Linked DNA regions of Mus musculus: region 2 is linked to region 1. A link is a loop called in an ENCODE intact Hi-C map of the cell type or tissue named here. Cell type or tissue: gastrocnemius. All regions are shown on one strand. Links, peaks and the distances in the headings refer to the core of each region. The heading gives the core; the rest is flanking DNA. Region 1 overlaps Deptor (DEP domain containing MTOR-interacting protein). Region 2 has its middle 6.7 kb from the start of Gm26296.

The links. Hi-C counts contacts between places; a loop is a spot of excess contacts. Peaks named below come from ENCODE experiments on the same cell type or tissue, not always from the same donor. Only the 100,000 strongest peaks of a DNase experiment are listed, where the experiment ranks them.
Region 2: it touches region 1 in a loop (1.9-fold over the local background); 1 of 42 quality-filtered maps calls a loop at or near these places.

What each region holds. Positions count from the first base shown.
Region 1 is chr15:55,172,444-55,176,838 of GRCm38, forward strand. The region is part of intron 3 of Deptor (DEP domain containing MTOR-interacting protein); the gene reads left to right. Among named protein-coding and RNA genes, the nearest start is that of Gm9920, 61 kb to the left of the region's middle. In gastrocnemius, for the core only: no CTCF peak of the experiment used is centred there; a DNase peak (open chromatin) is centred at 2,260; H3K4me3 peaks cover 363 bases; H3K27ac peaks cover 1,371 bases.
Region 2 is chr15:55,267,064-55,271,458 of GRCm38, forward strand. No RefSeq gene overlaps it. Among named protein-coding and RNA genes, the nearest start is that of Gm26296, 6.7 kb to the left of the region's middle. In gastrocnemius, for the core only: CTCF peaks have their summits at 245 (motif pointing left) and 1,741 (motif pointing left); a DNase peak (open chromatin) is centred at 1,727.

The DNA.
Region 1 (4,395 bases), core at 130-4,129:
TGTGAGGCCTGCTCCCTCTACTCCTCTGCTCTTTCCTTTTAGCCAGCACAGCTCCCATCTTCACACAGCACTGGGCATGAGCCCCTGAGCCTAGATCTCAGCCCTCCTTCTCACCAGCTTGTATCCTGTATCATCGGGGCAGCCACTCTTGAGGGGTTTGTTTGTTTGTTTGTTTGTTTGTTTGTTTTTAAGATAGAATTTCCATGCATAATCCAGACTGTGTAGCCTGGAACTCACTGTTTACCCTCAGCTGGTCTCAAACTCATGGAAGCCATCTTGCTTCAATCTTGAAGGCTGACATTTCAGATGTGCTCTTGAAGGCTGACATTACAGATGTGCTCTTGAAGGCTGACATTACAGATGTGCTCTTGAAGGCTGACAATACAGATGTGCTCTTGAAGGCTGACATTACAGATGTGCTCTTGAAGGCTGACATTACAGATGTGCTCACCGTGCTTGGTTTTAGGAGCCCTACTTCTCAGGAAGAGTTTAGATATTTCCAGAAAAGGATGGAAGGAAGAAAATGGTTAAGAAGAGGGGGAGCAAGGTCTGAAGGCAGAATGAGTAGGCTCTGTTTAGGGTACAGCATGGAGGAGATAATGGATCAGAGGACATGTTTGGTCAATGTCCCTTGCTGTTTGCCTTCCCCCATTCCCTTCCCTTTCCCAGAAGGCAGTATTTATACTCATATGTGTTAATGGAATAGTGGTGTTCTCTTACCACTTCACACCCCAATTAGAAACAACAAATCTATAACTCTATATAGATAGCTATAATATCAGAATACTTAAAATGTCCAATACTCATATAAGCATTTATCTCTAATTAATGCTATCTTCCTACTCAACACAAGTCGGTCTGGATCATGCATTCAAAACTGTTGAAAACACTCATGTGTAAGTTATGCCTGGGAGACTAGTTTATTATATGGGAGAGCAAAATAAAGTATTTTTGTTGTTGTGTTGTGTTGTTTTGATCACTAGCTGAACACCTGGTTAGCCAGGAACCTAGCCATAGTTTGACTTCTTCGTTGACAACAACTTTCTTTGGTTTCTATAAAAGTATAGGCTAAGTGCTTGGTCGGGGGAGTAGGGAGAATTTGAGTTATAGATAACTCTCAGGATAAAAAGAAATCATTCCTAGCCCACCCTCAGAAATAACCCTATTAATATTTGAGTGTAGTTTTAAATTTTCAGTCATGGTCACATTAACATATGACTTTATTTTGTTTCATTCAATACTTTTCCCCCTTTGGGACCACATCATACTTTATAGCACAAGCTGATATTAAATTTGCTCCTTAGCCCTGGCTAGCCTCACCCATGCTCTTTCTACCCCAGCACTGGGAGGTCATGCTGTGTATCCCAGGCTAGCCTGATATGTTTCTGAAAAGCTTTCTTCTTAAATCCCTCATATCTTCGGCCTCATACCCTCATGGTAATTTTGACCTTCCCCAGAGTCCTGTTAACTTGCTTGCTTGCTTGCTTGCTTGCTTGCTTGCTTGCTTGCTTGCTTGCTTGCTTGTGAGACAACTTAAGCTAGCCTCAAACTAAGCTCTCTCTCTCTCTCTCTCTCTCTCTCTCACACACACACACACACACACACTCACTCTCTCTCTCTCTCTCACACACACACACTCACTCTCTCTCTGTCTCTCTGTCTCTGTCTCTGTCTCTGTCTCTCTCTCTCTCCCTACCCAGACAGGATTTCACTGGATTTCACTAGGTAGCCCTGGCTGTCCTGGAAGATAGTGATATGTAGACCAGGCTGGTCTCAAACTCACAAGGATCCACCTCCCTCTGCCTCCCAGAATGCTGAGATTAAAGGTGAGCATCCCGATACCTGACTTGGCCTCAGACTCCTTATGTAGCAGGAAATAGTCGTGAATTCCTGATTCTCCTGCCTCCGCCCTCCAAAGCGTTGGAAATAGACACGCACTGACATGCCTTGCCTGTCCCAACCTTGGACCCTGGATACATTTCCCATATTTTCCCACATTACACAAGGCTTGCCTGGCCCATTTGAATTTTTTTTTCAGTGTGTAAGGAGATTGCTATCAGCTCATTTCTATTCCTGTTTGGGCACCTGAATGGGGCAGTTCCTTCTATTGTGTGGCCTTTCCTCTGGGTTACTGTGAATCTGGGAAATCTGACTGAGATGCACACCAGGAAAGTTGGGAACGAGCTCAGAAGCATGAACAGAATCTGCTGAGTGTTGGCAGAAGGCAAGGCTCAGCCATGCACAGCTGTGTCCATGGACGGTGGCTTTGTGCCATGCTGATTGATGGGCCAACATATGAGACAGCTTTACTAAAAGTCAGTTTGCCTTATAAAAGGGAAGATGGTTGAGACCAACAGCCACCCTCTGGATTACCAACTAAAACGGAGTTGATGTCCTTGTTAGTAGAAATATATAAAGAATCTTAATTTTGATGCAAGATGGAGTTTGACTTTTCCCTTCTATAGTAGCCACATGAAACCTTTAGGGTAGTCGTCATCATACACAGGATTCAGTTTATTCAAGTTTCTGATGTACTAAGCCCAATAATTTGTTGGTGGGAAGGGGGCAGAATAATTCTTGAAATAGAATCTTATGTCAGATCCCTCACCAGCCTGAAACTTATTTGTAGCTCAAACTAGCCTCAAACTCTCAGCAGATCCTCCTGCCTCGGTCTCTCTTTGAATGCTAGGATTATAGGCATCAGCCACTGTCTGACCAGGCACTGACTGATGTTTGTCCGTATTATCACATTTAAACTGAATAGAAACTCCCACAACTAAGTACAATTATGTTTTAAATTATTACATGTGTGTGTGTGTGTGTGTGCGTGTGTGTGTGTTGCACATGTGTGCAAACGTGTGCCATGTGGAGATGAGAGGGCAGTTTGTGAGAGTCAGTTTTCACTCCTACAGTACGGGAGTCTCAAGGGTCATCAGGTTTGCAGAGTAAGCGCCGTTATCAGCTGAGCCATCTCTCTGACTCTAGACACCGTTACTGTCACCACTGTACACATGAGGAATTAGCTCATGCTTAAAAAAAAAGTACCATGGAGATAAGTAATACAGAGAGGACACAAAACTGTGGGTGCACTATAGATTTGAAAGTACCATTGGTGGACTGGAGAGCTGGCTTAGCGGTAAAGACTGCTCCTCCCGAGGTCCTGAGTTCAATTCCCAGCAACCACGTGGTGACTCACATCTTCTGAAATGGGATCTGATTCTGGTGTGTCTTCAGATAGCAACAGTGTTCTCACATATATAAAATAAATAAATCTGAAGAAGAAGAGGAGGAGGAGGAGGAGGAGGGGTAGGAAGAGGGAGAGAAGAAAGAGAAGGAGAAGAAGCAACCCCCCCCAAAAAAAAAGAAAGAAAAGAAAAAAGAAAGTGCCATTCAGTGACTAAAATAAAGTAAGTGCAGTGATTCCCTAAAGACAGCCCTAAGCATTTCCTCCTTCTATCTACGCATGCTTATGGTTCTCTAAGGAGATGGCATGAATGTGGCCTCCTCTGATAGTCTCTGACTTTCCAGCCTAGACAGTAAAGCTGTCATGGTTGATTGGTATTTGACATCTATGCCAAGATATACAATAGGTGAAAAAAATGTTCTTCTGGTGCTGAGACAGCTGGATAGCCACATGCAAGAATGAAATTGGCATCTTACCTCACACCTTACATAATTAAGTCAAACTGTGTCATTGAACTAAATATAAGAAAAGAGAACACGAGGGGGGGGTAAACGCATGTGCTTGGGCAAAGACAAGAGGAAAGGAGATGTGTGGAACCACATCGAAATGAAAACTTGTGCTCTGAAAATGGGACCTGTTAAATCCCAACAGGAGAAAACATTTCAACACTATACGTCTAAGGAGACACTTACCTTCAGACCATGTAAAAATCAGTTAAACTCAATAAAAAAGGGTTGTAACCAGCCAGGTGTGATGGCCCAGGCCTGAAGCCTCAACATTTGGGTGGTAGAGACAGGAGAATTATGAGTTTGAGGTCATTGTGAACTATAAGAGTCTGTTTCTCAGAAAAACAACACAATAGGCAAAAGACGTGTAAGCCATTTTTCCCTCCACAGGAAATACTCAAAGGACCATAGATGTATGAAAATGATCGAAGTCATTAGTCATCAGGGTCATACAGACCAAACCCTTGATGTGATATAGTGTCACACGCACAGAACACATACAGTGGAAGAGAACAGCTGATAATGACTTTTTTGGTTATAATGTGGAGAATTTGGAAAGCAGTCTGGCACTTTCTCAAAAAGCTGAACAGTTTCCACATGGCTGAGCAATTCCATTTCTGTATATATAATGGGAAAAGAAGAAGAAACACACAATGCTGTACAGTCAGGGTTTTGCACGCATTGCTTAATGGCATGATAGGAGAA
Region 2 (4,395 bases), core at 113-4,112, 95 kb after region 1:
TTGAATGGGCTCATTTCACCAGTGGAGAAATAACCTATCAGCCAATAGAAACCAAACCTAGTGACACCCACCTAACACTCAGGAAGCTGAGGGAGGAGGCTCAGGAATTTGAGAGCAGCCTGGGACACATAGCCAGCCGCTGCCAATAAAAAGAAAAGAATGACTGCTCTTCCAGAGGTCCTGAGTCCAAATCCCAGCAACCACATGGTGGCTCACAACCATCGGTAATGGGATCTGACGCCCTCTTCTGGTGTACCTGAAGACTGCAACAGCTTACTCACATATATAAAATAAATACATCTTAAAACCAAAACCAAAACAACACAAAACAAAAACAAGAAAAAGAAAAGAAAAAAGAAGAACCGAGCAGTAGTAGGTAAATGCTGGGGCAGTGGGTATAGTTCAGTGCTAGGAAACTTGTTCAGCTTGCACAGGGCCTCAAGCCCCACACTTGCACATGAAATAACATAGAGTATTTATTGCAGTCTAAATATATGCTTTGCTAAATGTTTTCTATGGAAGGTTTACAACAATTCCATTATAAGTACTCATAAAATTCCCAGTTTATGGGCAAGGGCCAAGAGCACAAGGTCATGGTATGCACTTAATGGGGAAGAAAAATCTAGAATAAGACTTGTTCCTGGAGAGCAAAACACGTTTTAAATTTTTAAATTTATGTTTTAGAGACAGGGTCTTACTGACCCTACACTGTCTATAAACTCATCCCTCCTGCCTCAGCCTCCTGACAGCTGGGATTATAGGGGTGGGTCGCTACCTACCCACAATGCTGCTGTTTCTGATCCCTGGCTCCTCCTCCCCACCCTCTGGAGTCTGAATTTTATAGGGAAGAGCCGCTAGGGAAAAGTCAGCCCTGCCCCTGGGCTGGAAAGTTCAAGATTGGTGTGCAGGGGATGCCTCTTAAAGACCAAGGGAGGCTGGGTGAACCTGGAGGCCAGGTCTGCTTTGATATGTAAATATACTCCTTAGTTCCAAGTCCTGGGTCTGAAACCAAGCTGGTGGGAAACAAACAAACAAACAAACAAACAAGGAAACCTTGAAGTACCAGACAGTTCAGCTACCTTCTCCTTCCTCAATTAGGCAACTGCAGGAGAAAGACAAAGAGACTCAGCGCCCTCCCAACTCTTTGGGATCCTGAATGAGAAGAGATTAGAGTTTAGACAGCTGGCCATTGTCATGCACATCTAAGCAGTAACAGTGGATGCATAGCCCCGCCCACCCAGAATAGTCTGGGCTTCACTGTCGTCCTGTAAGCTATGGGAAATCTTTGGGGAGGGAGACAAATTCTCACGTCTGGCTCCCCTGGAGCTGTTTCCTCCTTCCAGTATGAGATTCCTAGGGTGATTTCTATTTCTTGGGGATCTATGGTTTGAATAGCCTAACTGACACATTGAGAGACCTAAGAGTCTCTTTAAAACATATTTATTTTTTCTAGCCTCCTTACAAAGCTTCAGTTTAGGAAATGAATCAAGGAAATGGCTAAACCCCAGCTTACAGTGGCCACATGATAGAGGTTTGTTCAATAAAGTATATCACACACACACACACACACACACACGTTTGCTCCAAGTTTGTAGCAGTCTGTAGCCTCGGAGGTTTTGCCGCCGATGCTGTTTCTGGCTCTCCTCTATGAGAGTTCCCTTTGAGTCATTCCTGGAGGCAGACTCCTGTGTCTCTAATTTCCTCAGAGCCTCCTGAAGGCACCAGCAAGGTCAAGGCTGACATCTGGTGGTGCAACTGGGACCTTGGTGGTCAGAGAAAAATCAAGTTGAGCTCATAACAAAAATACAGAGGTAAAGGGCAAAGTGATTTGTTGAAACCGGACACTTGATCCTCGAACCGGAATAGAAAGAGAGGCAAACCCTGAGGCTGCTAGAGCTTTTCCATGGAACACAGCAGCAGCCACTACTCTTGCTGAGGGTTTATGCGCATCATTGTTGTATTTGCCTCATGAGTGTGATCCAAAGAAACCTAAGGCCTCTCTCAGCAATACTTCAGCTCAATCTTACCTCTGTCTTCATCTCTACCTGCTTTGTGATTCCCCCTCCCCCCTCCCCCCAACCAGGTACAACTGTTCTGGTAAAAGCAAAAGTCTGTGTTAAAACAGGTCAGAGGGAAGCTGGGAGAGATGGCTCAGCGGTTAAGAGCACTGACTGCTCTTCCAGAGGTCCTGAGTTCAATTCCCAGCAACCACATGGTGGCTCACAACCATCTGTAATGGGATCTGATGCCCTCTTCTGGTGTGTCTAAAGATAGCTACAGTGCACTTTAAAACAAACAAATAAACAAACATGACAGAGAGGTTGACAACATCAAGGAAGGCTTGCAACCACATGGTGGCTCACAACCATCCGTACCGAAATCTGATGCCCTCTTCTGGAGTGTCTGAAGACAGCTACAGTGTACTTACATATAATAAATAAATACATCTTTTAAAAAATGGGAAAAAAATAAAAAGAAGACAAGGCACTTTTCATTTAGGCTGGCGGTGAGAGTTGCCACTGCCCTTTCATTCCTGACAAATTCTTGATTCTTGAGTTGGCCTTACTTTGTGTACATAAAATCAAAGTCACAAAGAAGAATGCCTTGGTTTTCATCTAGATAAAGTGTGTTGATGGACTTCTGAACATTTATTTTATGAATTATGGCAAAGTTGTATCAAGAAAAAAAAAGTTGTAGGTGTGGTAGCCCATGCCTTTAATTACAGCACTGGGGAGGCAGAGGCAGGTGGCCGCTGTGAGCTCTAGGCCAGCCTGGTCTACATCGCAAGTTCTAGGACTGCCAGGGTTACATAGACACTGTCCCACCCCCACCCATCGCCCCCTAAAAAAAAATTAAAAATTAAAAAAAAAAAAGGAAAAAGAGGCTCTAAAAGAAGTCTTTGATTATTAGAAACCCTCAGTGTCTTTGCACACCAACATCCTCAACTCAACACAATGCATGCAGTTGTTAGAGGATTCCCTGACGCCAGTTGTGACTCTATGACAGGGTCACAGGAATGTACACATTGTCAGTCAGTTTCAACCATGTGCTAAAGTGCCCTCCTCACTCTTTGGAAATATCTCTAAGCACATCAACTTCACCACGAGTGACTCGGGATGACGTAAACTTCTTAAAATGAAAGCAAGTCAGTCCAGAAACAAAGCACACATTGGTTTGTCCAGCAGGCTTTCTGGGGTCAGACAATGGAAGGGCTCTGTAGGAACAGAGGCCACAGCTTGTATGAACAGAGACTGCCCCTCATGGGCCTGACGGAATCTCGTCTTGCTCCTAACCCTGACGCCCCAGGGGAAATTTTACTACAAGATGAAAACAGATTCCTACAGCTTCTTCAATAAGAGCCTTTTTGGTGGGACATTTCTTCCCTTCTTTCTCTGAAAAGAAGCTCTCTTGTACATCCTTTGACTAGATGAAAAACAGAACCAGATTCAAAGGTGGCATGGCTTTCTGTGCAGTGTCAATATTCGCAGCTCCTCATGGTGGGCTACTCACTCCCTGACCTTGGATCAATGCAACCGTGCCATGGTGTATGAAGCTTACGCAAGTTCCCCTAAGGTGCCATCCACTGGAGTCCTACCTGCCCACATTACAAAGGTTTACACCCAAATCCACTGGGGAATCGGGACTGTGGTGCTCTTTCTTGGCCAGGTGTCACTGGATTCTCAGTCTTACAGAGCGACATGTGGAGAAGCTGTATCAAGAGTCCCCATCACAATGATGGAGAGAACTTGGTGGGAGCATTTATCCACATGAGTGGTTTGAAAACAAATTCATGCAGACTGGAAATTAGAATGCAAGACTATTTCCCTTTCCTTCTCCCTGCCTCTTGTTGTCCTTGACCACCAACTGACTTTGTCCCTTTTTTTTTTAAGCCTTTCCTTCCCCATTTTCAGTCAAAATCTGTTATGGTTCCTTATCAGCTTCTGGCAGCCTCTTCAGCATCCATCCTCTGGGTGACTGGGAGTAACAGGAGGCAGATGTGTAACGAAAGCTTCGCTGCAGAAGCCCGGTACAGAGGCTGGATCAGAACTCGAAAGACAGTGGACAAGAATTAGAGCAAAGGGCAAGACCTGGGCAGCAGAAGGCTGTGCAGAGGGCAGGCTCACGGGCTGGGGATCAACCTGAACTGGACATTCAGCCAAACTGTCTAGACCAGTGGAAAATGCTTTCCAGGGAAAGGGAGGGTAGACAGAACATGGCAGCACCCATATTACATCAATGGTACCGAGCTGTTAAGTCAGATTTTAGGCATGCCTATCTTTATGCTTTCCAATAGCCTGTAAGATGGTTGTTTGGTCTTCTAATTGAAGACTCTGGCAAACTCAACCTGATATGCTGGTATGATATGATGGGACGTTCCTCTTTTTTTTTTTTTTT